2 separate regions of the Homo sapiens genome follow, and region 2 is linked to region 1. Evidence: read pairs that join two places in POLR2A ChIA-PET (ENCODE). Cell type or tissue: MCF 10A. All regions are shown on one strand. Each heading gives the region's core, and the rest is flanking DNA. Links, peaks and the distances in the headings are about the cores only.

The links. Peaks named below come from ENCODE experiments on the same cell type or tissue, not always from the same donor. Only the 100,000 strongest peaks of a DNase experiment are listed, where the experiment ranks them.
Region 2: POLR2A ChIA-PET joins it to region 1 with 11 read pairs; 3 of 35 experiments call an interaction of 5 or more read pairs at or near these places.

What each region holds. Positions count from the first base shown.
Region 1 is chr6:169,338,575-169,347,527 of GRCh38, reverse strand. LOC105378148 reads left to right here and starts at 3,015. Exons shown (of 4, transcript XM_017011621.2): 1 at 3,015-3,269; 2 at 6,489-7,613. The coding sequence starts at 7,307. In MCF 10A, for the core only: no CTCF peak of the experiment used is centred there; DNase peaks (open chromatin) are centred at 3,187, 3,487, 4,647, 6,927 and 1 weaker place.
Region 2 is chr6:169,287,559-169,296,511 of GRCh38, reverse strand. It overlaps the pseudogene VTA1P1. Among named protein-coding and RNA genes, the nearest start is that of THBS2, 38 kb to the right of the region's middle. RefSeq lists a silencer at 3,622-3,822. In MCF 10A, for the core only: no CTCF peak of the experiment used is centred there; DNase peaks (open chromatin) are centred at 3,701 and 7,761.

The DNA of each region.
Region 1 (8,953 bases), core at 265-8,264:
ATGAAACAAACTTCTACACAATGAGGATCACCAGATACAAAGAGGGAGTTTGCATAATGGTAAATGACACTTTATCAGGAAATTAGAATAATTTATAAAGGTGCATGTGCCTAATAAAAGAGTCCTCAAAACACGAAGCAAAACTGACAGAACAAAAAATAGAAATAGACTATTTTATAATCAAAGAAAGATTTTAATACTCTTCTCTCAGAAATTGATGGAGCACATATGCAAAAAGTGTCTCAAGAAGGACAGAGTGATCAACAACCTGATATCACTGGTGTGAGGAAAAGCAAGAGAGATCAGATTGTCACTGTGTCTGTGTAGAAAGAAGTAGACATGGGAGACTCCATTTTGTTATGTACTAAGAAAAATTCTTCTGCCTTGAGATTCTGTGACCTTACCCCCCAACCCCGTGCTCTCTGAAACATGTGCTATGTCAAACTCAGGGTTAAATGGATTAAGGGCAGTGCAAGATGTGCTTTGTTAAACAGATGCTTGAAGGCAGCATGCTCCTTGAGAGTCATCACCACTCCCTAATCTCAAGTACCCAGGGACACAAAAACTGCGGAAGGCCACAGGGACCTCTGCCTAGGAAAGCCAGGTATTGTCCAAGGTTTCTCCCCATGTGATAGTCTGAAATATGGCCTCGTGGGAAGGGAAAGACCTGACCGTCCCCCAGCCCGACACCCGTAAAGGGTCTGTGCTGAGGAGGATTAGTATAAGAGGAAGGCATGCCTCTTGCAGTTGAGACAAGAGGAAGGCATCTGTCTCCTGCCCGTCCCTGGGCAATGGAATGTCTCGGTATAAAACTCGATTGTATGTTCCATCTACTGAGATAGGGAAAAACCACCTTAGGGCTGGAGGTGGGACCTGCGGGCAGCAATACTGCTTTGTAAAGCATTGAGATGTTTATGTGTATGCATATCTAAAAGCACAGCACTTAATCCTTTATCTTGTCTATGATGCAAAGACCTTTGTTCACGTGTTTGTCTGCTGACCCTCTCCCCACAATTGTCTTGTGACCCTGACACATGCCCCTCTTCGAGAAACACCCACGAATGATCAATAAATACTAAGGGAACTCAGAGGCTGGTGGGGTCCTCCATATGCCGAACGCTGGTTCCCCGGGTCCCCTTATTTCTTTCTCTATACTTTGTCTCTGTGTCTTTTTCTTTCCTAAGTCTCTCGTTCCACCTTATGAGAAACACCCACAGGTGTGGAGGGGCAACCCACCCCTACACACTGGAAATGAGCAAAAAGTGTCTCAAGAAGGACAGAGTGATCAACAACCTGATATCACTGGAAATGAGTTCCTGACTCGAGAGGATCTGACCGGCCCAATACACAGTGGATGAGCTTGCTGATGATTATAGATTCTTTGTGGGGGATGATTTTTTCTTCTCCACTCAGCAACCAGCAAGTCAGGCCATTGATGAATGCTCCCTACAGGGTTCTGAGGCTCACTTTGAGGAGATTGTGGTCCTTGAGGCTCCTAACTTATGCAGTGGTCTCTTGTCCTCAGAGACCCCCTCACCTGAGCGGCCGTTACAAGAGGTTGGGGCTTATCAGGTTCCCCAGGCCAAGCCCAGTCTCAGGTTCCTTTTGCCTCACTAGATTCTTGTGTACCCCCTATTTCTTTACCACCGAGGACTTCTTACTTACTTGCTAGCTCAGCAATGCATTTAAAGAAAATTGTCAAATTGCACTCACGATTTTAGCTATTTTCAGTGAGAGGGTGGTTCATGAAACAGTCGGCTACCAGGGCAGGAATGGAAGCTATTTTTGAGACATATGGTAAAGTTGGCAAACATTTATACAGTATTGATCATTACAGAGTTGCTTATGACAACAGAAAGTGGCATAGCCTACAGTGGCTAAGAAAATGGAACAGTTAAATATGATGTGGTGCATTCATGTTATTGAGTGTTATAGATACACAGAGCATGCAGAGGGAAGGGGCATAAACATTGATATAACCAGCAGCTTCTGAGAAGGAGCCTGCACCTCCCTGTATGTTTCCAGCAGTTATTTAAGTGTTCATCATTTGCAGAAGTCACTCCAGTTTCCAGGAACCACTACCCGACGTTCCTTTGGAAAACTGCCAAGCCTTCCTGACTTGCAGTGGGTACAAAAGTGCAGCCTTTCTTTTTCACTGCCTCATATATTTTAAACCTGAAGTATGAAGTGACCCGGTCGTGACTCCCACACTGGACCTGGGACTGGCTTTAACACAGCTGTCTGAGACAACCTCCAGTTATTTTCACCCTGGGGGCTCTACTTTCTGTAATTCTTTGTTAACTTGCTAAGCACCAACTCCCTTTCATTTCTTTTGCATCATGAAAATGAACAGGAAAAACAAATGTCACCTCTAAGATTCACTGACATTACTTTAATTAAGCACGCTTTACCCTGTGGACTTTTAAAAAAGTGCTGCCTATCCCGAAATGATAGCATAAAGTCATAAAATTATGAGCAATATGGAAATTGCATCTTCTCCTTCCATTCTTCTCACCTCCTTATGAACGTGGAAGATTGAATTTGGGTTGAATCTGTGTCAAAATTTAGAGACTTGGCTGTGGTTAATCTCTCGCTGCTACTGCAAAGGCCGTAATAACAACCAGCTGAGCGAAGAATGAAGTCCAGACCTGGAAAACAAACAGATCCTCCCTTGGTGAGATCGTGCTGCTGCAGCCACAGCCTGGTGCCGCTGCCCGGGTGTCAGGAATGGGATCAGGGTCAGGGAGTGGGTTGTCTCTGAGGGACCTCCCTGCCCTGCCACCTGGGGACACCTCGCATCATGCATCTACTGCCTAAGTAAGCCTGACATGGTGACAATAAGGGAATCCAAAAGAGTAGAATACAGTTTGCTCTGTGGCTGTCTCCAAGGACCAAAGTAGCAAAAGAATAAAGTCAGTCAAAGTTTAATATTTTAAAGCCAATATATTTCTTAATAAGAATATGAGTGGAAAACAGTGACACAGCCAATACTTCCCCTAAACTGAAATCATTTCTCAACCCAGGAGAAATTTCATCTCAAAAATAACAAATGGATTAAAAATGAATATGAACCACAAGGAACCTTCACCCCCAGGTGAACATTTTAATAGGTTTCCTGACGAATGAAGTGGAAGTTGGCTCACGGTGTGCTCAGCCTCTGAAGCAACTGGATTCAGGCAGAGGCAGGTGAGACTTCCCTCGAGCACCTCCTGCCTCCTGCCCTGCCCAGAGGCTCCGACTGAGGATGTGGCACCTCGTTCCTTAGGCAGGTGTGACTTTGTTTTTATTACAATAATGTATATACAATAAGAACCGTGTATTCCTTTACTGAGAGAAAGAGAGAGCGAGAGAAGATCATAGGGTTGATTCCAAGGGCACGTGTTACAATGCACTCTGCAAACTTCTTAAAATTTATTGGGTTTCTCATCTAAAAATGTTCTCTGTGTTAGCTTCTGTCAATCAAGAAACATGACGAGACAAGTCTCAATCATTTTAGGAGGTGTATTTGCCAAGTTAAGAATGCGCGCCCAGGAGACAGATCTATGCCTTTCTCCAAAGACGATTCTGAGGGCTCCAAATTTAAAGGGGAAAGGGTGAGATAGTCACAATTTTCATGGAAGATGTGGGATAGGGAAAAATAATCATGCCTTTGTCTGGCTCAGTGAATCTGCATTTTTTTTTTTTTAACATAAGACAACGTAGACAGATGGAGCAGAGGAAAAACCTAGGGAATCTGCATTTTACAGAAGATCACAGACAAAATGGGGCAGGGGAACAATCAGATATGCATTTATGTCTGGTGGGCCGGGGGTGAGTGCAGCTATAAAGAGAAGCTGTCAATTTACATTGCCGTGGTGAAATCGTCACAGAAACACCTTAGATTAAAGATCTTGGAGCATACTAGGAATTTCCTTGTGGGCAAAATATGGGAGAGGCATGTAGCTTTTCATCAATTAGGAACCAAAAAGAGGAGGCAGGTTTGCAGCACCCAGTTCTCAGCTTAATTTTTCCCTTTGGCTTAATGAGTTTGGGGTCCCAAGATTTAATTTCCTTTCACACTTTCTAGACCATTGCCCAGACAATCTTTTTTGACCTGTGGTATCTAGCACAGTGAACCCACCTAATCCAAGAATGAAATGTGAATGGCAGCTGTGGAGTTATGCAACTTGGCTGATCCTGAGATTGTGGGTAACAATGATCTTTTCTAAACATGACCTTATGAGGCCCGTGCAGAGGCTTATGTCTGTAATCCCAGCACTTTGAGAGGCTGAGGGGGATGATTGGTTGAGCCCAGGAGTTCGAGACCAGCCTGGGCAACATAGCTAAACCTTGTCTCTACAAAAAATTAGCCAGGCATGGTGGTGCATGCCTGTGGTCCCACCTACTCAGAAGGCTGAGGCAGGGGGATTGCTTGAGCCCAGAAGGTTGAGGCTGCAGTGAGCTGAGATTGCACCACTACACTGGAGTCTGGGCAACAGGGCAAGACCCTGTCTCCAAAAAAAAAAAAAAATAGCCATATGCATATAACCTTCTGCCCCACCCTTACAGCTGTACCACGTGAGTGAGACATGGAAGCTGTTTTATGCCTCTGGGAGTCTTCAGTCTTTTGTTCTCTGAACAATGAGGGCACGATTCGGTTCACCATCTCTGCCCAGCTCCTTAGTCCTGGCTCCTTTCCCTAGGAACAGGCTGGCACAGAGTTCCAACACTCTTCCCAAAATCATATGAGTCAGAACCAGGAACCCAGAACCTAGTTTTAATAGAAGCTGATGTAAGCTTCTATAGCAATGCAAACTGATACCTAAGTCAATAGTAAAATATATGTGTTTGCAAGCACCTTCCTTCTTTCTGTGTAATCGAAGGGCTTCCAGCGTCCACCACAGGCTCTTCCTCTGTGGGAGTGTAAACCCTCCAGTGTCCCCAAGGCTGAGTGAGTCCAGTTTATGTCAGTATTAACAGCCCTGGGAAAATAGATGAGTTTGCAGTGTGTGTAAATTGTGGTGTTTAAGTTGGGTGACTCTATAGTTTATCATCGGGAGCGGGGACTGGGATCCTTCTGAGAGTGGCAAGTGGCCGTTCATAATTCCATAGCATCTCAGGCGTGAACCAGGACAGGCCCTGGGAAGGGAGGTGGTGTGGCCATGCTAAGAGTAAGCCTACATATGAACAAAAGCTTGATCTTTGGGTTTCTTCCTTAAACACTGCTCAGATTCCTCTACTACCAGGATGCCTCTGACTAAATATCTCACCCAGTCCAGCCCTCCCAGCTGGGGCCGGCGGGATCTTGTAGGAACTGCAGCGACAGAGGCAGTTAACAGGAAGGTTCACTGAGCAGACAGACAATGGGCTGGACTGAGAAAGGCCTGAAGTGGTTGGAGACTAAGGCGAACTCCAGCCTAGAACGTATCAACCAGACAGTGTGATTCCCTCTTGGACAAGAGCAGTGGGGTTAAGGACGGGGGTCTTGGTCATTGTTAGGGGCTCACCTGCATGGGAAGTGGAGAAGAAACAGTGGGGAAGAGGATGAGACATAGAAGGAGGCAGAGACCTGACGCTGAAGGAGCTTTGCAGCAGGTGAAGTCATCTGGGCAGGACACATGCCAGAATTTGGTGTGGGTGTGACAGGTGGCAGGCTCAGACGGACATCTAAGTCGGGTGAGTGTGGCCAGGGAGAGGGTGCACAGATGGAGCCGGGCAGTATGGCCAGTCTGGAGGCTGCTCAGGGCCCTGGTCACACAGCTCCTTGTTTCATGGGGCCTAAAATATACACAGCTGACCCATGAACAATGCAAGAGTTGGGGTGCTGACTCCCCACACATTTGAAAATCTTCATGTAACTTTGCACCCCCAAGAAAATTAACTACTCATAGCCTACTATTGACCAGAAGCCTCGGGACGACATAAACGATGGACACGTGTTGCTGTTATATGTATTATATACTGCATTCCAAAATAACCTAAGCTACAGTAAAGAACAGGTTATTAAAAAAGTCATAGGGAGGAGAAAACATATTCGCTATTCATTAGGTGGAGTTGGGTCATCATAAAGGTCTCCAAACATTAGAACTTCATAGTTAGCAATTTTAAAAGTTGAAAAGTGTCATGCATTTTTTAAACTTCCTCATGTTTTTAACCAGAAAGGTTTGTGGCCGAAGGTAGCCAGTGGTCGCCCAGAGGAACCTCCTAGGTGATGGATATACCTTCCTGAAATGTCATGGATAATTGGATCTTGAGGGAAAGCGACACCTCTGGGAGACGCTTGCTCCCTGGCCTGGTGGCCTCCCCTCCTCACTGGGCTCTGGCTGCCTCCTTCTGCAATGGGCCGACCTGGGTGGGTGGTTCCGTCCTGCACAAAGGCTGTCTTTGGGGTCCGAGGCTTTCTCTTCTTGTTAGGAGAACTGGCCCTAGCACAACCTGGGTGTAGGAGGATCCTGGCACCTCTGGGAAGGGTGTGGCTCTGATTGCCTGGGGTCTTTCTCTGACACCAGCTTTTCCTGGGCTCCTGTGAAGACCCTGCAGTGGAGAGAAAGCTGGTTCACCAGGAATCCGGGGAGCCCCACAGACCCTGCATTGGAGAGAAAGCTGGTTCACCAGGAATCCGGGGAGCCCCGCAGACCCTGCACTGGAGAGAAAGCTGGTTCACCAGGAATCCGGGGAGCCCCGCAGACCCTGCATTGGAGAGAAAGCTGGTTCACCAGGAATCCGGGGAGCCCCGCAGACCCTGCATTGGAGAGAAAGCTGGTTCACCAGGAATCCGGGGAGCCCCGCAGACCCTGCAGTGAGCTCAGCTCTGACCCCACGTGAGCAATTCTCCCCTCTGCACGAAGCTCGCTGTTGGCTCGGCCCATGGACAGAGGCAAGCACCCCGGGGCCAGCCCCTGTGCCAGCGAGCTCCGTGCCCGGGCGAGGCATGCCTGCCGGGGGAAGTGAGTCATCGCCCGTCGCCCAAGCCAGTGGCTGCACAAGGCAGGGGCAGGAAGAGGCAGAAGCCGCTTGGTAGCTGACAACAGAACACGTTTACGGGCCTGGGGACTGCTCCTGGGCGTTCCAGAAGCTTTCCTAGGAGGGATACTCTGCCTGGGCTGGAGGCCTCGAAGCAGCAGGGAGGGCAGAGCCAGCCACCCTGGGCACACCCGACTGGAGGGGCTGCCTCCACCAGCCCCAGGCACTTTCCTCTCACCCAATGGCAAGAATTTCCATTCCAATATCAGTATTCAATACTCAGTGCTGACTAAATAATTACTAAAATTGAGTACTGGGGTCTCGACATGAGAAAAGAAAGTCAGGCCAATGCCTGGGAACAAGGATGGAGAGTTTTGTGACAGTATCTTGGAGACATGAAGGCTCACTCTGCTTCCTGCTCAGACAAGCCTGGGGACCCTTGGGTGTGTCATGTTCCCTGCAGAGCCGACACTCCGTTGTCATGTGTGTTAGGAAGAGAGTCACCAGGGCCGTCCCGCCTACTTTGTCTCCAGCACCAGGTCTGACCCTTGTGCGTGGTCTCAGAAGGGCACAGGTGCTGACGATGGAAAAACAGCTTGTTGTGAAAGTGACACAGAGCTCACAGTTATCTCCTGAAACTCTTGGAAGGGAAACTATGAGAACCATAAATGGTAATTATTGTAAGATACCCGTTATCAGTAAGTTAAACATTATCAGTATTTCATTTATTTCCATGCGTTATCTTTATATTCTGTTTTAATGAGTGTAACGTGGCCAGAGGGAACTTTTTGAAAGGCCGGGGCAGGAAGAGGCAGATGCCACTTCGTAGCTGACAACAGGACTTGTTCTTGCAAACTCTTACCTCCTTACTGAATCAACTACGTCCTACAAGGCAAAGTACACATTTATTTTCCGTAAGGCAGCTAGTTCTGAAAACATTTAAATATTTCTCTGGTTACCTAGATAAGAAACACATGTTAAATTTGAAAAAGAAAGCTCATAGTGGTGATTTCTTGAGTTTATTGAATCTCCAAGAGTAAGGCTAACTTTAACTGGTCAATGGGTTACTATCCATTTGAATTTTAGCCGTTTAAAAGAGAATAGAGATACATTTTTGGTTTTCTTTACTACAAATTTTAATTGACTAATTTCCTCATTAACCTTTTCCATGGAGGCTAAGACAATCTTAAGGCACTGCTGTTTTTGAATTTCAGATGTGATTTCCTTTCTGACTTAAGAAGGAACCTCTGAAATTTATGCTCCCTGAGTGCTCATATCACTAAGGTAGGAACTGGGAGGCACTGGGCGTCCTGCACGGCTCCGCGGCTTCAGAGCCGGTGTCCGAGGTCACACAGCCTGGAGTTGCTGCCAGATCTAACGGCAGGTTGTTTTTATCACAGTGAACGTTTGCATGGCACCCACAGAACTACATTTCTGGGTGTTCTGGAATCTCGGGGTTCACTGCATGTGGCTGCAGTGCTGAGCTCCCCCAGTTTCACCTGGAGCCCCCCTTTCTCAGTTTACAAGGCATGCTCTTTTGATTAAAAAAATGGATTATTGCGTGTGCTCTATATTCTAGTCTAAAATATATCTTTTGCCCGTCCCCTCTAGCTGTGGCAGGCCAGGTCTCATGAATGCACACCTCCATCACAATTGTTTCATTACAGACTGAGTGGTTAAGATAAATATTAAAAGCTGAAAAAGCCAGTGCCCTTATACAAAGGCTGTGATGTTACAGAAGCCGATAAAGAGTTTTGGCCAGGCCTTTCCTGGGCCTTAAAGCATGACAAGATAATGAAGGAATTCTTAACAGGACAGATTTGGGATTAAACAACTTTTATTGGGGGTCTGAAGAAACTCCCCAGGCCTCCACAAACAAGCGTACTGGGGGCTGAAGGAACTCCTCAAACCTCCATGATTTAGCAGGGGAGAAGATAAGGGTAATCACTCCAGCACCTGAACCATTTAGATTAAGTAAATTTACTGGCTCCAGAGAAGGTCTTCAGGACTC
Region 2 (8,953 bases), core at 329-8,328, 51 kb after region 1:
AACCTACAGGAGGCCCCTAAGTATGGACTACAGGCAAAGAAGGAAGTCTTTGAACAGACCTGTGCAACTTTGGCCTAAACAACTAACAGTGCATTTAGCCTTTCAGAAGCACAGTTCTAAGAAGACCTTAGTTCCACTGAACATGCTGATGAAATCTGTTTGTGTACTGGATTCCTGTCGAAGCATGCATGGGCAGCCTCAATCAGGTTTACTGTGGATTTAGTAGACCCAGCAATTTCTGTTTATATGGGACTGATGTAAGCATGATTCTAAAAATACTCATTAAACCCTACTTCAAAAAATTAAAGCAAACTGCTATACATGTATATTGTGAAAAAGCTTTGTATCTCAATTTACATGCATTAAGGAAATATTTAAACATCTATAATGTTTGGGTAAACAGGTCATTATTACTTTAATACACAAATTTAAATTTAGTAAAGATTTCCAGATATAGGACTAAACTTTTTCATCGTATTACCTTTCTTTAGTATATTAATTATGCTTCTCTTAAAAATATTAGTTGTTGTCTCGGGGTTTGCAATGTGTATTTCTGACTAATATAAGTCCACCTTCAAATACCACTGTATGACTTAATAGATAGTGTAGTTAACTTACAATAAAATATTCCTAATACCTTCCTTCTGCCCTTTATAACATTCTTGTTCACTTCATTTATCTGTATGCTATCGATACCTGATATATTGCTACTATTATTTTTTAAAAGATATTGTTATATTTTTGATTAGTTAAAACAAAGAAAAATAAAGGATTTTATTTTACCTTCATTTATTCCTTATCTATTGCTTTTCCTTTCTTTAGGTGGATTCAATTTCTGATCTGTATCAATTTTCTTCTTCTTTAAAAACTTCTTACATTTCTTGCACAGATCTGCTGGTGATGGATCCTTTAGATTTTGTTTGTCTAGGAAATTAATTATTTCCCCTTTACTTTTGTAGTATACTTTTTACTATATATTTTTTATGTCAATGGTTTAAATATTTCATTCCACTGTCTTGCTTGCATAGTTTCAAAGCGAATTCTGTTGTAAGTCTTATTCTTGTTCCCATGCAGATCAGCTGTCTCTTGATTCTGATGCCTTTCAAGACATTTTTTTGTCTTTGATTTCCTGTAGCTTAGGTATGATATGCTTATGTATTCACCTTATTATAATTAATTGTTATTATTATAATATTTATCCTTGGTGTCCTCTGAGCTTTCTGGATCTGTGGTTTAATGTCTGTCATTAAATTTGAAAAATCCTTGGTAATTATTATTTCAAATATTTCTTCTCCAGTTTCTCCTTTTCCTTCTAGTAGTCTAATGATATGCGTATAAAATCTTTTAAATTTATTCCCAAGTCCTTTGATATTCTGTTCCAGTTTTCATTTGTTTTCCTATTTTCATTTTAGTTTGGAAGTTTTTGTTGTCGTATATTCAAGCTCACTGCATTTAAAAGTGCATTAAGAAGTGCTCTACATTATTAAAGATCAGAGATATGCCAATTAAAACCATGCAGAAAGACACCACACACCTGTGAGAATGGTTATAACTGGAGAGACTGGCCGAAGTGTTGCTGAGAACGTGTAGTCAGTCACTAGAACTCCCACACACTGCTATCGGAAACGTGAAATGATACCATCAATTTGGAAAACAGTTTGGCAGTTCTGTCAAAAGCTAAACAGCCACTCCCCAGATTGTCTGGTTTTTCTGACCCTTAGTGCTTACCCAGGAGAAATGTAAGGTTTGCCTTAATAAAGATTTGGGTGTAAACATTCATAGCAGCTATATTTGTGAGAGTCAAAAACTGGAAACAGCTAAAAATTTTATCAAAAGGTGAATGGGTAAACAGATTTTGGAATATCCGTAGAATGAAATACTGTTTGGCAATAAAATAATACAGACAACTGAAACCTTCAACAGCATGAATGAATCTCAAAATAGTTGCATGCTGGAGGAAAGAAGGCAGACAGGAAAGAGCGCACATGGTATGATTCCACTCACATAAAACTGCAGAGAATTCAAGCAAGCCACAGTGACAGAAAGTGGACTAGTGACTTCCGAAGGCTTAAGGGAGGCAGGGAGGTGCCAGGGAGAAGGGCCACAGACACAAAGGCAGGAGGAATCTTTCTGGGGATGATGGCTACATTCATTATTTTGGTTGTGTTGATAGTTTCATAGATACACATATGCCAACATTAATCAAATTGTACAATATAAATATATGCTGATTATTTTATTTTCATCATACACCAATAAAGGTTTTAAAGTTAAAACCAAACAAAAGGTCAAATATTGTATAATTCAATTTATAAGAAAATCTAGCAAAGGAAAAATGAATGTATAGTGATCAATGGCAAATCAGTATTTTCTTGGGGCCAAGTCTGTCAGGGAGTTTGGCAGTGGGGCACGTGAGCATGTCTGGGTGATGAAATGCTCTGTATCTTGATGGTGGTGGTGATAATTCTGCATATCATTTGTCAAAACTCATTGACTATACACATAAAATATATGCATTACACAGTAGGTCAATTATACCTCGACATATTCCATTAAAACTATCAAGTCCAGAGCAGGGTGCAGTGGCTTATGCCTGTAATCCCAGCACTTTGGGAGACTGAGGCGGGTGATCACTTGAAGTCAGGAGTTCAAAACCAGCCTGGCCAACATGGTGAAACCCCGTCTCTATGAAAAACACAAAAAAATTAGCCGGGCATGGTGGTGTCACCTGTAATCCCAGCTATTTGGGAGGCTGAGGCAGGAGAATCACTTGAACCCAGGAGGCAGAAGTTGCAGTGAGCCGAGATCATGCCATTGCACTCCAGCCTGAGTGACAAGAGTGAGAGTCCATCTCAAATATATATATACACACACATATATATATATACAAATATACATATATATACACAAAGTCCATTTCTTACACGTGGATTCTTTGAGTTATTTTTAGGAAAGATACAGATTTAAACAGCCACCATGGAGAGTAGCATTGAGAGTTCAAAAGATGAGAAAAGGGAATTAGAGCTTGAGCTGATGCTATTTCTTTGACTTAAGAATCATTCACACATTGGAGTATATCTGGGTGATTATGAAATATATCTGTACTGAGGAAATTTTTGTAGAATGTTTGAAATCGTGGAACTCTTCTGTTTTGTTTTCATGTAAGGAAACTTCACCTTAGAAATGGTGTTGACATCAGTGCAAAAATTATTTAAACTGTAAGAAATTCATGAGAGCAAAGAATATGTTTTGTTCTGGGATTTTGACTTCAATCCACCTAATTCTAATTATTATCCTGCAATAAAGGAATAAAATCATCTGATTTAGTCATATTTATACAATGTTCTTATTGGTAACTCCTTTGAAGGTTTTAATCATTTTTAGTAGTTGTTTGGTAATAAAGCCCCCCTTTTAAAGTTTAAATGTCAAACTTAGATGTCAGATGAGTAACGTAAAATGTTTGAGCACATACAATGGCCGTGTGTAATATCCGGAAGCATCTTATCAGACTTTTCTCAATGGACTTGTATCCTGAGAGGCTAAGGATGGTTTTAATTACTTGTTGAAGAACACAAGTCTATAAAATATTAAACTATGATGAAATGGAAAGAATATTTTGAGGCAGCTACAGACAAAACCCTGCCTGTCAAGAAGATGAAAGCCTGGAGATGAGTCACCTAGCAGAGGGAGATTGGATCATATTTCCTGAGTGAGGAGATCGCTTCCACAAGGCTGATTGCACAACCAGGATGGCCTCTTGCTGCAGGGTGCCGGGGGCTGGGGGTGAGCTCTGGGTCAACACCACTGAGGCAGAGTGGGCCTGTGAGATGTCCTGGTACAAAGGCCTCCGCTCTCCATGCTTCTGCAGGGCCCGCGCTCCCAGACGCAATCTCTGGGGCAAATACCTTGCTCCTGAGGATGGCATCTAAATCTAAAAATGTTGTGTAAATATGAATGAGCTCATGGGGTGCAATCCCTCTGATACACAATGTTTTCACAGCACAGGGTGATCACTGAAGCTGGAGTGTACTGAGAAGCGTGTTACTGATTTTTAGCTTTGCAGGGGATAAACGGTTTAAATGAGGAAGTGAAAGGCTATGAAAAGGAAAGAAGACTTTTCATCACCATCATGCAATGAATTCCTGCTTTAAATGCCTTGTCCCCACTCCAAGCACAGCAATGAGACCGACCACATGGGATAAAATGAGTGTCATAGGATAAAATGACACAAAGGTAAGCAGTCAGAGCGGGCTTTGCACTTCCACAATAAAACCTAAACACGGGGGAGGCGCCCCTGCCAGTGACAGGGGTGTCAGAGGCCCTGGGAGCCATGGCTTCTGCTGTCCCGGCCTCACACAAGGTCAGTGGTAAATCCAGAAGACAAAGTGTGGGCTCAGAAGACGAGAGGATGAGGGCGAGTCAGTACTGAAGGGACAGTGGTCATGTTCTCATGTTGATTAAACATTTTCAGCACTTTTTAAATCATATTCTTAGATGCCCTCAGCTAAACCTTTGCCCCCCACAGTCTGAATAAACTATTCCGCATGATTCTCACTGGGCCCGCCTTCAGGGAGTGCCCTAGCACAGGGCAGGGTTAATAATTCCTGGGACACAATTCCTGCCAGGGTCAGAAGTCACCAGCCCTGGTTTTATGAAAATGCAAGGTGGCCACAGTCTGAGAGGAATGTGGGCCCATAGCTGAGCCATGACGCTGAAGGACCAGTGCAGAGCCTGGCCAGGAGTGACATGCATGTTAGCAAAGAACCAGAAGTTCTTCCCAAAGTGGGAGCAAGAGGGTATCGTGATGTGATCATCTTCGTAATAGAAGGGCAGCATGCGGGGTTGGAAAGAGGGGTGGACGTTTGTTAGATAATGAGGAGGTAAGTTTAGAAAATTAAACGTAAACAAGACATTGAAGATGAACGGGTAAGCAGGGCAGCAATTAGGAAATGAATAGACTGATGGCCCAGTCCCTATATCAGACAAGGAAGGAAGCAGCTTGATGTATCATAGCAGGTGCCGAGGTTTGGAGAACGTAGGGTATTGTGAAGTGCAGAGAAGGGGCACTCAGTGGCTTGAATGTCTGTATTCCCATGAAATCCAGGTGTTGGAAGCCCCTCTTTCCAGGGGGATGGCATTAGGAGGTGGGACGTTCAGGAGGTGATGACGTCATGATGATGGAACCCAATGAACGGGATCAGTGCATTTATAAGAGTCCCAGAGAGCTCCTCTGCCCTTTCTGCCATGCGAGGATGCACACAGAGGTTACCATCTATGAACAAGGAAGCCGCCCAGACGCCGAGTCTACTGGCACCTTGATCTTGAAATTCCCAGCCAGCTTCCAGAACTGTGAGGAACACATTTTTGTTGTTTAGGAGCCACCCAATCTATGGTATTTTGTGATAGCAGCCAGAGGGATGAAGACAGGCACTTGTACCCATCTTTCGGAACAGGGAGGCGCTTCCTAGAGGAATTTGCAGTAAGCTGAGTCTTGAAGGCCAAGACAGTGGAAACCAGATGAGTGGGCCTGGGAGTGGGGAAGAGGCTCAAGGGGGAGGGAGCCGCACAGCACAGAAGAAAGACCAGAGAGGTTGCAGCTCAGCAAGTCAATTCATGCGCCGAGGACACAGGCACTCAAGTTGGTGGTGGCAGGTTGTAAAGATTCTTAAGCGTTCTTCTAAGAAAGCTCTTGTTCATCTGTTGGCCAATGAACAGCCACTCGAGGTTTAAAGAACCAAATAGACCAGATCTATGCTCAATGAAACCTGTTTTTGAATGATATGTATATTCTGGTAGTTGTGTGGTAGGGAAGAGAAACAGATGATTTACATAAATTCACTGAAACGAACTTGAAAGCAACCCAGATCATGGAGGGCTGGGATGAAAATCCCACACGAGCTGTGTGGCCTTCGGCAAGTTCCTCCAGTTCCCATCCTTCCCGCTCTTCCCTGCGACATGCCGATAGACAATAATGCTATGAAACAACTCCCGGCCCTCACAAGACTTTTTTTAAATTTAACTTTTGTTTTTTTAAGTTGAGGGGCACACGTGCAGGTTTGTTCTATCGGTACACTTGTGCCATGGGGGTTTGTTGTGCAGGTTATTTTGTCATCCAAGTGTTAAGCCGAGTACCCATTAGTCTCCTGGGCATCAGAGAAGGCTGGGGGTTGTTTTCAAGGAGTTATTTTCTATCAGGATGATGTGGCAGAACCCAGTAATGGTGCAAGCTCTGCTTGGTTTAGGGAAGGAAATAACTCATACAGAAATCTGTGGCTTGGAAAACGCAAGCCCAAGGGCCTGACCAGAAGGAATGAGGAGAGCTGGTTGGTGGAGGCGGTTTGGACAGGAGGTGGGCTAGCCAGGAATATGATACTTTGTACAGCAGAGCCTGGGATGCCGGAGGGAATTCAACCACGGGCTACTTATGCCGTCCAAGATTTCTCTTCCTTTGGAAGATAAACATGTTGGAACTGTGTTAAAGAGTCTTTTAAATCAAATATGTAATGAATAACAGCTCTGTTCTCGCTTTATCTCTGCAGAGCCTTGAGTCATGGGTATATCAGAACACCTGTGGATCAGAATGAAATGGCATGTGCTGTTGTAACTGGTTTTATGCATTCTGGATTCGTGTCCCTTCGCACCTGCTTACCCCCAGCGTTTACTCCACGTGTAATCACTTGCTCAATGACTCAGCCCTAAACAGCGGAAGAGAACGGCTTTGTCCATCTCAGTCCAGGGTGTGCTCAGCCCCTAGAACCGCGGGAGGCACATGCTTGGGCTGTGCTCTATGTGTAAGGTGGAGAAATCGCAGGCAAACCAATGCCTAGAGTCCCGGATCACGTACATGCTGATGACGCCAGGGACACTTTCAATAACATTGGGTTTCAGGGATAATCTGGAATTAGAATTTTTGTTGTACGTCATAAGATTAATTATTTATTGTGTCAAATTTTCCATCAGATTCCCCTCCTGGGGCTGAGGACTCTAGACACTCAGCAGGAAATAACTTTTCCTTTTTTCTGGAAAGATGGAACTGCAAATGGTTATAACATGACCTCACTCTCCTTTCCTCAGAACGTAGACCACACAGAGCAATGAGAAAATAAGACACTGTAGATGAGTCTCGTCCTCAAAGTCTGTTCAATTGGAGAGTGCGCTGACTTGCTTTCTGTGTTCTTTTATGAAGGAAGAGAGATTTACCTCTTTGCCTCGCATGAGGTTAAACATTGCAGCTGAGGGCCACCTTTGCATCTGCCCCAAATGCAATAGCGCAGTGTGGTTGGGTGACGCCCCACGAGAGGAAAATGATAGAAAATGTTCTGTCTTTGAAGCACTCCAGCCATTTGTTCCCACTGAGCTTGGCTCTGGCTTGTGGATAGATTCCACGGTACTCACATCCCTGTACTCAAACTGGTGACAAGCTCCGGGTCCCCAATTGCTTGGAAGCAGAGGCTCACCCAGCAGTGACCAGGAACAGGAGGGCCGAGGGGGTCAAGGGGCAGCTGCTGTCCCCGTCCTGGATGGAGATGAAAGGGAGAGCAAGACCTCCAGGCCACTGCCTCCAGGGGGCCTGGGACTCGTGTCCGCTCCACTTTGAAGAGTCAGAAGAAGGCCTAGGCAGGCAGGGGCGCTGTGTGGAATTCTGGCTGCTTCAAAGGCATCGTGAAATATTAATCTTTATCCCTTGACTTTCTGGAAAAGACGTGGCAAGTGGGTAGGACCGGCCCTGTGCCGAGGAGAGCAGTGACTCAGGGGAGGTTTCTCTTGGCACATCCTGTTCCTCACTCATCAGAGGCTTCTCCACACAGCCTCCTACTCCAGAGGGACGCAAGCTCTCCCTGCACAGGAGGGAGGGTGGCTGAGGACAGGGTCAGGGCCAGGGGTCTTTCCTGTCCCCACCTCGTCTCTCCAGTTCTGCCCGGCCTTCGTCCCCAGACTCCAGCTTCCTCTCTGCAGCAAAAGCCCCTGGAGCTCTAGCATTCCCGGCTTCTTCTTCCTCAGTCCCCAAATAATTCTAGTGGACTTAGTAGGCTGAATAACAGTCCCCAAGATACCTAGGTCCTAATCCCTGGAACCTGTGTCTGTTACTCTACGTGGCAAAAGAGACTTTTGTGATTAAGGATCTTGAGATGGGGAATTCTCCTGGGTTACACACATGGGGGCTAACACACGTGGGGGCTAAAAGCAGCCACGCGTGTCTTTATGAGAGGCAGGTGGAAGGATATTGACAGCACAGGGTGGGGAGCGGTCCCCACTGAGACTCAATGCTACCCTGCTGGACTGGGGGTGGAGAAAGGGGCTATGAGCCAAGGAGCCTGAGAAGTGGGAAGGGGTGAGGAAGCAGATGCCTCCATGGAGCCCCTGGAGGGAGGACTTGCTTCCATGGAGTCTCTGGAGGGAGCATTTGTCCCCAGAGGGCCTCCGAAGCCCCTACGGAGCCTCAGGAGGGAGCACTTGCCCGCATGGAGACTCTGGAGGTAGCCCTTCCTTCCATGGAGTCTCTGGAGGGAGCGTTTGTCCCCAGGGAGCCTCTGAAGGAATCACTTACCCCCACGGAGACTCTGGAGGGAGCACTTGTCCCCATGGAGCCTCTGGAGGGAGCACTTCCCCCTTGGAGCCTCTGGAGGGAGCACTTGCCCCCCATGGAGCCTCTGGAGGGAGCACTTGCCCCCACGGAGACTCTGGAGGGAGCACTTGCCCCCACGGAGACTCTGGAGGGAACACTTGCCCCCACGGAGACTCTGGAGGGAACACTTGCCCCCAGGAGACTCTGGAGGGAGCATTTGGAGTTGAGAAACAGATCTTAGACTTTTGACTTCCAGAACTATAAGATATAAGTGTGTTAAGGCCAACACATTTGGGTCATTTGTCACAGCAGCCATGGAAAATTAACACCATGGACAAATGTCTACCAGGAATGCAGTTTACAGTTCTCAGCCTCCTTTGCAGGGAC